Regions from separate parts of the Homo sapiens genome. Here region 1 is linked to region 2. A link is an interaction called in ENCODE POLR2A ChIA-PET data of the cell type or tissue named here. Cell type or tissue: MCF 10A. All regions are shown on one strand. Links, peaks and the distances in the headings refer to the core of each region. The heading gives the core; the rest is flanking DNA. Region 1 overlaps MAP3K20 (mitogen-activated protein kinase kinase kinase 20). Region 2 overlaps MAP3K20 (mitogen-activated protein kinase kinase kinase 20).

Region 1 (5,385 bases), core at 53-5,052, 79 kb after region 2:
GCTGACATTTAAATTAAAATGGATGCTTCTGTCTTCTGCATTCATACTTATACTTGCCTTCCCAAACAGAGAACATAGGGTATTTATAATTCTCTTCTGTACACATCTACACTACACCGTATCTCTCAGTAACAAGGTGACTACCAAGGCACAAAAGATCTAATAAGCCATAATCACTATTATTCTTTAGTCCAGGTGTTTTGGCAGATTCCTAGTCTAGATCCTGACAGTAAATGGGGAATTTTGCATATATAAATTTTAAGGTAAGTCATTGTGACATTTAACCATTTTTAAACAGATTAAAGAGCTTAATCAAATCTAACGCTTTAACACTCGCCAGCTACAAACACACAGGAAAGCATGTTTTCCCACGTAAAGTTCACAAACACAGCCATCAATCCTTTTTAGGTCAGGAGAGAAATTGAGAAGACCAATCTTCCAAAAATTTTCATCGCTACTCTCCCTAAAAAGTGGTGCTTCTTGCAAGAAAAGGATAGAACAAAGATCTTAATGTTGCAGGTTTGAAAGACAACCACATCAAAACCAGGTATAGTGGTCCTAACCTAAGCAGCTGGCAAACTGCAGGATGGATGTGGGCACTCTTCTGCCTAATAAAATCTGAATCAAACACTTTGCATCTGATTCTCTATGTGAGCTTTTATGCAAACTTCTAAAGTGCAAGGAATCCTGGGGTGGAAGAGCTATTCTGAGAGATTTCACATAGTTCATGTAATTAGGGAAACCACTTCCTTTGATTGTGAGTGTTCAAAACAGCTGAATTTCTCCTATCAAAGGCACTCTGTGATTTGGGTCACCTCTTTTACGTTCTCTTTCATGTTCCTCAGGATGAGAGGTGAAGCCGGAGAGCACATTATTTAGGGGAAAAAAGATCTTGCTTTTTGTTTTAGGGATTGAACTTGCACTATTCAAAAGATTGTCATTTAGAATCTTCCTTTCTTTCTCACCCTCTGCTTCTTTCCTTCTCTGTCGAGGCTCTTCAGGCACTGCAGAGAACACAATCCAAAATGCCAATTTAAAGCTGATGGAAAACTGTCAGATTGTGTGTAAAAGAATTCTAATTTTCATGTTTGGGTTTAAAACATAATTAGAGTTGTAATCTGCAGGCTCTTGATCTCCATATTATGCATTTTCTGTTATGACAGTGACTAAGTCAAAAAGAGGGAAAGAAACATGAACGAACAGGAAAAAGGAGCCCCACACCCCAAAAATCACATTCCTCCGTGCCATCAGCAAATGCTGTAAAAAGAAACTGCCACTCTATTCTTTCCCTATATTCCTGGGGTATCCTTTTTCCCTAAAAGTGGAACACAGGCTATTCAACAAGGTGGCACATGCTGCTTTTGTTACAGCTAATTTTAGCATTGATGTTGTTAAGGTATTCAGTACAACTTATTCTACAACACCTTGGTCAGTGTAGCACACAGGTTTGTCAATGAATATCTAAACTAAAAAGCAGTGAAAAATAATTCACTATTTACCAACCACTTAGATGCTCACATTTCTACTGAGTGTTTAAAGCAAGTCTAATAATCTATATGCTACAATCCCTAAGATTTTAGTTAATTTAAATTCAGTTAATTAAAATTATACATGGTTAATAAAAACTGGTGATACTAAGTTGTCACTCATATCAAGGAAAAGGGTTTTGAAGCATATGAAAAAATGTGATAAAATTGTCTAGAGTGATAATGATATCTCCTGCATTCATTATATTTGACATTTACAATTCAGAGAAATATAACTGGGCAGAAATTATCCCCATTTTATAAGTGCAGAAACCTAGTCCCAGAGAGGCTGGCTGATTTCCCAAACAGCAAAGGAGGAAAAGATCTAAAACTTTAAACACAGAAGAATAGGGTATGATCTCCTTCATTCAGGATTCTAAAATCTTCCCATCACAGTTTGAAAATCACATTAACTTTTCTGGCAAATATATCACATTTTAACTCATAATAAGCCCCAAATATAAAATGTCCTTCTGTTAAGCCACATCTTCCTCATCCTCTATCAATCCTTAGCTTTCCAGAGTCTCCATGCAGGACTTTCATTTCCGTCTGTTAACCCACTGCTCTAATCTGTTGAAATCTTTTCAGGTTCTTATTCTTATTGCACCTTTTAACATGTCAATTACTCTTCCGACTGTTACAGGAACTCAGAGTGAATCAGATGCTACCTAAATTATTAATGGAAGTATTGAATAGGACATTGAATAAAATTATTTAACTCTACAAGAATTAAATGCTCTTTATGTACTTGTAAAAGTGTTTACAAATCGCCTAATTTGTATACGGAAACTTTTTTTCAATATTTTTATTTCAGGACCAGATAAACTTTGCCATCCAATTAGTAATACATCCTCTTTGCTTCTATCAGAATTATAACCCCTAGTATATTTTGTAGCCAAAATGTATCGAACACTTACTATATGCCAAGCATTGTCCTGAGGCAGGTCCTGTTATCCTCACTTTAGAAATGAGGAGACTAAGGCACAAATATGTTAAAGAACTTGCCTGAGGACTAAGCTAGTCACGTGGCTGAGCTAGGGATTTCAACATGGGTCTGACGCCCGAATCCACACTTTAAACCACTTCCTCTGTTCTGAAGATATTCACAAGTTTCTTTCTCCCAGTTTGACTGTAAGATCCCTGTGGGTCTCCAACTTCCAGCACAGTTCTGGCATATATTAAGCATAATAAGGATGGAAAGGGCTCTGTAGCCTAAATAAAATAAAAGTAAAAAGAGCATCATAGCTGCCTGGAAATATCTGAAGGCTGCCACATGGAGGAAGTATCAGTTCCAATGTATGTAGCTCCAGAGGACAGTACTAAAACCAATGGGCAGCGTTAAAGTAAAGCAACCTCTAACTAAGACCAACTAAGTCAGCAGTAATGGGCTGGGGGCAGTGGCTCACGCCTGTAATCCCAGCACTTTGGGAGGAGGACAAAACGGGCGGATTACTTGAGGTCAGGAGTTTAAGATCAGCCTGGCCAACATGGCGAAACCCCGTCTCTGCAAAAAAAAAAAAAAAAAAATATATATATATATATATATATATATATATATATATGTATAGAGACACACACACACACACACAATTTAGCCAGGAGTGGTGGCATGCGCCTGTGGTTCTAGCTACTAGAGAGGGTGAGCTGGAGAACTGCTTGAACCTGGGAGTTGGAGGTTGCAGTAAGCCAGTAAGCCAAAATCACGCCACGGCACTCCAGTCTGGAGGACAGAGCGAGATTCTGTCTCAAAAAAAAAAAAAAAGATAGCTATTGAAAACAAGGAGGGTGTCTTAATATAAGATTCCTACCACCAGAGGTATTTAAAATATGCAGATTACCAGATGATGTAGAAAATAATCCCATACTGAGAATCTCTGGTTAGGGTCAATCAGTGGTTCTCAAACCCCAGTCCACTGACCTGCTACATCAGGCATGAATGTTTTTGTTTTTTGTTTTTTGTTTTTTGAGATGGAATATCGCTCTGTCACCCAGGCTGGAGGGCAGTGGTGTGATCTCGGCTCACTGCAAGCTCCGCCTCCCGGGTTCCCGCCATTCTTCTGCCTCAGCCTCCCAAGTAGCTGGGACTACAGGTGCCCACCACCATGCCCGGCTAATTTTTTGGATTTTTTTTTTTTAGTAGAGATGGGGTTTCACCATGTTAGCCAGGATGGTCTCAATCTCCTGACCTCGTGATCCGCCCGCATGAATGTTTAAAAGAAAAAAATTTAAAATGCACACACACACAGGAGCCTCGGATCTACCCTGGAACTACTGAATCAGAGTCCTTGTTGTGGGCTATGTGTGTTTTAACAAGCCCACCACGTCATTTTGAAGCACAGCCAAAATTAGAAAGGTTGGTCTTGTGAGTTCCTGTTCAACTTAAACATACTATAATGTTATACAGCATACCTTCATATTCTCTGAAGGTATGCTCTTTAACTCTCTGAAGGTATGCTCTCAACTATCTCTTAATTTATGGTTGTATTTAAAATTCTAATGTATGACAGATGCCACAGTCCCTGAATGACTCTCACTCTCTAAATCAAACTCTGGCATCTACTCTCATTTCACTGGGTCCTTTCAGTTACAGTTATTGTGAGAAAGCTTCTTCCAAGAACTTAGTGTTAATTTGGAAACTGTAGTTTCCAAACTGTGCATCGTCTCTACGTGTTACCCAATCTGCTTTCAGATCTTATACACTTTTTATCACCATGGATAAAAACACTGATACAAGCTTCTTTAGGTAAAGGACTCAGATGTTTACATTGCTTTGCTACTAAACTATCTTCTAAAATTTTGGAATTAAATAAAAATACACATTCTTCACCATACTTCCCATTTTAAAATATGTAAAATTTAGGAAACTATTTAGAAAGATGACTCCCTAAATTTTATATATCTCTATCACCAACTTAAGTAGAGAAACATTGAAGGACTGTGTAGGAGTGAGCCACATTTTTAAATCAATAAATACTTTTGAGTACCTACTGTATGTAAAGTACTGTTGAGGGCATGGAAGTGGAAAAGAGAAACGCTCAGGATACATTTCTAACATTTATTTAATACTATGTGCTAGGCACTGTGCTAAACACTTCTTGTGTGTTCTCTTTTAATTCCCTTAACAAGCTACCAAGGTTAACTTCATTTTGCAGATGAAGAAAGAGATTTAGTGGTTGTGTAATGGGCCCTGGGTCACAAAGCTAACAAGTGGTACAGCTGAGATGGATTCAAATTCAACAACCACTTCTGAGCCTGCACTCCTAGTCACTACACTATACTGAACCCATCCCTTTAACACCACACTACATATCTGACAGGGGAGGGGAAAAGCTTACAAAAAGCAACTGAAGACAAATGCTTGGCAGAGGTGGAAAACAGAGAAAAACTTTAACTCTCCTGGGTGGAGGCAAGGAGGGGCTAGGGCTTTGAAGGAAGGGTGTTTTAATGACAAGAAGCGCCTGAGGGGCAGGGAAGGGGTAGAAATGCATTTCAGCTGGAGTCCGAAAAAGCACACTGCTCATTCGGAGAGGATTCTTCCCTCTCTTAAAGCTGATACACAGCCTACATGGGGTGCAAGGGGTGGGGAGTCAGCCGGAGGAGAAGACGAAAGCTTTGTTGAGGGTGACTTTTGTAAAGGGACTAAATGCCATATTAAGGATTAGAAGTTTTCTATAGGTAATGGAGAACCAACAAAAGTTTCTCCATTTTTGTGCAGAAATGACATGATCTGATCTGTTTTTTCTTCTTTTTAAATTTGAGGTCCATATGACAGATGAATCAGAAAGGGGGAATAACCAGAGGCTGAAAGGAGTGATAAGTATGACTTGAATTAAGGGAAGGAGAGATGGGGACAAGAAAG
Region 2 (5,385 bases), core at 230-5,229:
GAAAAATAAGCTCAAAATATTTCAACAAAGTGTTGAAGGGCCACTGGGGTGCAGCATAACCTATGGAGCTGGTGTCCTGGTACAGCCATTTAGTAAATGCTTACATTTATCTAGCTTTTTACAGTTCATAAGTGATGTTATATATGATCTCATCTTATTCCCATTAACAGTCCCAAGAAACAGGTATTAATCTCATAGTATAGGTGGGAAAATGATATTCAGGTTAGGTGGTCAACAACACACCATCAGTAAGTGGTTGAGATGACACTTTAGGCTACACATTGGCTGAGTAACCCAAGCAATCAATTGACTAACCTGTCTCAGTTTCCTTGGTTGTAAGGGGTGGTGGTTATAGTACATTAGGGTTCTCCTACCTGCCTGATCCTTAGACTTACATAGGCAACTTGTTTTTTAAAAAAAAAACACACCAGAACCCAGCAAAACATGGATTTCTAGGACCCTTCCTTAGAGCTCATGAGTCAGTAGGCCTGGGTGGGACCCTGGAATTTTCATTATTTTATAAAAGACCCGAGTAATTTTTACAATCAAGCAAGTGTAGAAAACCCTGGGCCAGATGAACTCTAAGGTTCCTTTTAATTCTAATAATTTTTAAAGGAAGTTATCCCCTTTGTGCCTATAGGCCAACCAACCTCACCACTTGGAACCATGTGCCATGTTACAGAAATCTGTTCTTCACAGAAAGTGGAACTGGTACCATGGCTCAGCACAAATGTTTTTCTCCTTTAGGGCTGTTGCAATGTTTAAGTCTAAATCTATGTTTTGAAAACTGGAAGCTCTTTCCCTTGAGTTTCTGAAAAGCCTTTAAGTAAGCCACAATACTGAGAGAATGAGGGAGAGGGGAGAGGGAAGTCAAGGCTAGAGAAGGCACTGGAGAGAAGGATGCAGAAGAAGATGGGAACTGGGTGACTATTGCAGAATAGCTGCTGGGTGCTGCCAGCTACTGCTTCCAGGTGCCACTGAGGCAATCCTGTGTTGTGATGGCATAATCATGATTGAGACGTTGACTATGGAAGGTAGAAGCCCCCACATCTAAGTTAATGAATATATGTAACCAAAGTCTGCCTTTTTCTTTCTAGGGAGAATAAGAGTAAGTGAACAGTTTACTCTTACTGGAACATTCCAATGCTCTTACAGATAATAACTAAGTGAATGAAAACAAAAAGTTCAGGCATTCACTGGCAAAATCCAACTCTGAACAGGTATGGAGGTGGGTCTGGATTTGGCTCAACATTTCACTTCGCTACTCGTCTGAAATGCACCTCAGAGCAAGGGAGGCAGCAATCAGGTGTAAGTAGCTTCTGCTGCACTGCCCACAAATATCAACACCCTGTGCCTTTTACTGGTGCCATCTGAAAAATCATAAAAGGCTATAAGTCCCATTACTGTCCCTAAAGAAGGCAGTGAATCAGCAATTTTTCAGAATTATGACTGTACCATAAAATCCAAATTTTATCCCTGATATTTCTGACAAAAATATTATGCCTATGCACGTAAACAAAGTTTTTATTTTTCAATGGAGGACTGAGGGGAAAAAAACGTGAAAAACCTTAGGGTAAATTTTTGTCACAAAAAAAGAAAAGAGTGAGCCATCTTCAGTCAGTGAGGCGGTCAGAAGGCAGCAAGGAGGTGGTGGAGCTGGGTGCCCTCAGTGTGCGATGGCAGAGGCCTGGGGACAGCATCTACACAGCGCTTCTGCCGACCCAGTCCCCACACCCCTGCCAGTGAGACAGATTGACTGATGTTCTTTTAGACCAGGGTAAATGGCCACTACATTCTATTTCACTTGTAATTTAAGCCAAAGATGCATCTCAAGTTCCAGCTTTGAGAGCCTACTGCGATTTTGAGCACTTCCAGAAAACAGATCAAGAGTTAAATGGACGGAAAGCTGTGACACAGAAACAAACACCAAGTAAATCTCCTTCCTCAATCTGTCTCTCAGGCTCAGCTTTCCAACAGCACTCCCAACACTGCAGAGTCAAATCGTGTGTGAGGTTATATGCCATTAGAGATGTAACCCCAACCTGGAGATGACAAAAAAAACAGCTGCTCCCTTGGTTTTTTTGGTGCATTGTTGTGCATCAAATGCATTTGTTGATATATTTATATAAACTTCTTGTTCTAAAAATATAGTTTAAATGTCTTAGTTGATGAAAATTATGGTCTTCTTGTAAGCCAAATCCAATCAAGGTCAATGTCAACTAGTATCAATTTTCCATATGCCAAAAACAGGCAATGAACCGTAATTATCTTCTTTCCTCAGATAGAAACTTACTTTGAAATAAAAGGTCAATTTGTAAAAAGAGTGATATAGAATATATATTACATGATAAATGTATAATCTGTTTATTAAATGTGTTATATATTACATGATTTGTGCAATTGCAAAGGTTACATTTTTGATCTCTGGTTTTTTAAGAACGCACGTCATGGTGAGAGTACTTTGGTCACCACGGGAAACACAACCAACCAAGTGTTTTGCCAAGAGACACAGATCGGAACGCTCATCACAACACTGCATGGCTCATTCAGTGCAGGTTGCCACAGGTCTACAGTCACATGGTTAATGAAAATCCAAAACAGGACCAACAGGATGACACATTTTCTGTTCTTAATGCTCATTGCCATTATTGCTAGTAAGTCAATGGGAGGAGAAATAAGCTGAAGATCTGATGACTGAGGAAAAGTCTGACACTAGATTTTGTTCCTATCATTTATTAGGTCAAAGGAAAGAACACAGTTTATGTGGTTTTTAATAATGTAGTTTTAAAAAGAATTTCAGAATAACCATTCAGTTTTCTAAAAATACAAGTTGCATCTGGTCTGTATGTAGAGGAAGCTCTGCCAGAAAATAATCATTTGCCAGAAACACCACAGCAGGATTGGAATCAGGCTGCACTGTGATCACGGTGACTCTAATTTACTAAAACACTCTTTGGACACTAGTCATGTGGTTTCAGACACTAGATAAAAGTTGGGGGGAAAGGGGAGTAGTCTGAATGTGTTGTCTTTTGAAATGTTGAGATTATCTGATAAAAACATATAATTCTTTTCAGCAGTTTACATATTGAGTTAGACACCTTAATAACCTAAAATGATCATGCCCTGTAATATTTCTCTTAGCTAAAAAGGAATTCAGTCAAGTGAATATTGCATGCTAATGAGAAGACAGCACAACAACGGCCACAAGTCTAGTAACCGCACTGTACAGCATGGGTGCAAGGGCAGGCCTGTGCTACCAGACCACCTGGGTTCTGTTACTGTATTCTGTACTGGGTTCTGTTCTCAGTTCTGTATGATTTTGAGCAAGTTACTCAATTTACCTTTGCATCTGTGATATAATTTAGGGTTGCTATGGGGATTAAAAAAGAAAATCTAAATGAAGTACAGGCATCTGGTAAGAACCTAATAAGTGACAACTGTGTTTATTATTAAAATTACTATTACAGTCCTGTTTTTAACCAATTGCCTGCTTCAGTGAAAACAGCTCTACTGCTTCTCAAACTGTGGTTTACTGGTTCAGGTCAAGATATATATTCTCTCTCCAGCTCTCAGAACAGGATTAACAGTTCCTGAAAGATGAGGAGGCCCCTTAGGCAACTGTACGCCTTTTACTAAAATACTTCACTGTCTTGTATCTCCTTTTCCCCCCCGTTCTCAATCATCAATTTTATTTCCCTCACTTTCATCTTCAAGCATTTTAAAAATTGAATTTATCATCCAACTAGTCCATGTTTAATGTGGAAGAAGTAGGGAATAAAGATATACAAATAAAAAACACTCTCTATAATCCCATTACCCAGTGATAACACTGACTTTTTGATACTTTTCTCTGTGTACATATACACAATAATATATATTTATTTTATAAAAAATAGAAACATTCTAAACAAACTAGACTGTAGGGTCTACTTTGAAATCATTTATCAGATCTGTGATTTTAGGAATGATCATATTCTGTATATGGAGATACCATCATTTTAAATTTATTTTAATTCTCTGTTTATTGCACTTTATACCATTTCTGGTTTACCCTTTTCAGTGATGTTTTGCTGAATAAGTGTCCCTACATTTTTGCACAGCCTTCTCATTTCTTTTCTTTTTTTTTTTTTTTTTTTGAATAGGATCTCACTCTGTAGCCCAGGCTGGAGTGTCGTGGCCAGATCTCGGCTCAATGCAGCTTTGACCTCCCCAGCTCAAGTGATCCTCCCACCTCAGCCTCCCGAGTTGAGTAACTGGGACCACAGGTTAGAGTCACAATGCCCAGCTAATTTTTAAATTGTGAGTAGAGATGAGGTCTACGTTGCTCAGGCTAGTCTTGAACTTCTGGGCTCAAGCAGTCTTTCACTTCGGCCTCCCAAAGTGTTGGGATTACAGGTGTGAGCTACCACGCCTGGCCTTGTTGACATACTTTAAAAGACTCCCTATCTTGGTATTAAAATCTTACTAATCCCTTCGGTAATAGATCAAATAGCATTTTCTCCAAAATCCTTTTACTATGTCCTTGGACTAGATCAGATTTCATGGCCATATGCTCTCAGACATCTAGTATATTTCTCTGTCATAATACTTGTCAAAATAGAAATGCGATAGTTTTGAATATATTTAATAGTTTAACATTGGACACTCGGGCTGGAGAGCTCCACATGCCCTGGGACTCTTGTGCTCATCGCTACAGCCCAGTACCCGAATGGCAACAGTCGTTCTCACACCAGCAGAAGTTCAATGAATGGATAATGAATGAATGAACATAAGAAGTACTTTTGTCATGGCAAACATACATATTTATATTCTCTTGTATAATATCACAATCTCTTTTTATATTATTACCACCATGGTAATTTTCTCTCTTGCTTCCCCAAATATTTACGGAGCAAATGCTGTGTTCAAGGCACATTTTGATGCTGTGAGTGATGAACAAACGTGATTGTCTGCCTCTCTTATATTTCAGCCCGTGAGACACACATTAAACAACTAACTGCCGAATTACTTCTTTTTTTTTGAGACGGAGTCTTGCTGTGTCGCCCAGGCTGGAGTGCAGTGGCGCGATCTCAGCTCACTGCAACCTCTGCCTCCCGGGTTCACGCCATTCTCCTGCCTCAGCCTCCCAAGTAGCTGGGACTACAGGCACCCGCCACCATGCCTGGCTAATTTTTTGTATTTTTAGTAGAGATGGGGTTTCACCGTGTTAGCCAGTATGGTCTCGATCTCCTGACGTTGATCCACCTGACTTGGCCTCCCAAAGTGCTGGGATTACAGGCGTGAGCCACTGTGCCTGGCCCGAATTACTTCTTAATTCCAATAGCAGCAAAGCCTATGAAGGAGATGCTCTCAGAGCACATAAAGTGGAACCTGATCTGGCCTGGG

What was found. Peaks named below come from ENCODE experiments on the same cell type or tissue, not always from the same donor. Only the 100,000 strongest peaks of a DNase experiment are listed, where the experiment ranks them.
Region 1: POLR2A ChIA-PET joins it to region 2 with 6 read pairs; 3 of 35 experiments call an interaction of 5 or more read pairs at or near these places.

What each region holds. Positions count from the first base shown.
Region 1 is chr2:173,132,097-173,137,481 of GRCh38, reverse strand. All of the region lies in intron 2 of MAP3K20 (mitogen-activated protein kinase kinase kinase 20), which reads right to left. Among named protein-coding and RNA genes, the nearest start is that of MAP3K20, 59 kb to the right of the region's middle. In MCF 10A, for the core only: no CTCF peak of the experiment used is centred there; a DNase peak (open chromatin) is centred at 2,571.
Region 2 is chr2:173,211,549-173,216,933 of GRCh38, reverse strand. The region is part of intron 10 of MAP3K20 (mitogen-activated protein kinase kinase kinase 20); the gene reads right to left. MAP3K20-AS1 (MAP3K20 antisense RNA 1) reads left to right here. Exons shown (of 8, transcript NR_033882.1): 3 at 1,098-1,308; 4 at 2,438-2,654; 5 at 4,143-4,265. Among named protein-coding and RNA genes, the nearest start is that of MAP3K20-AS1, 68 kb to the left of the region's middle. In MCF 10A, for the core only: no CTCF peak of the experiment used is centred there; a DNase peak (open chromatin) is centred at 2,533.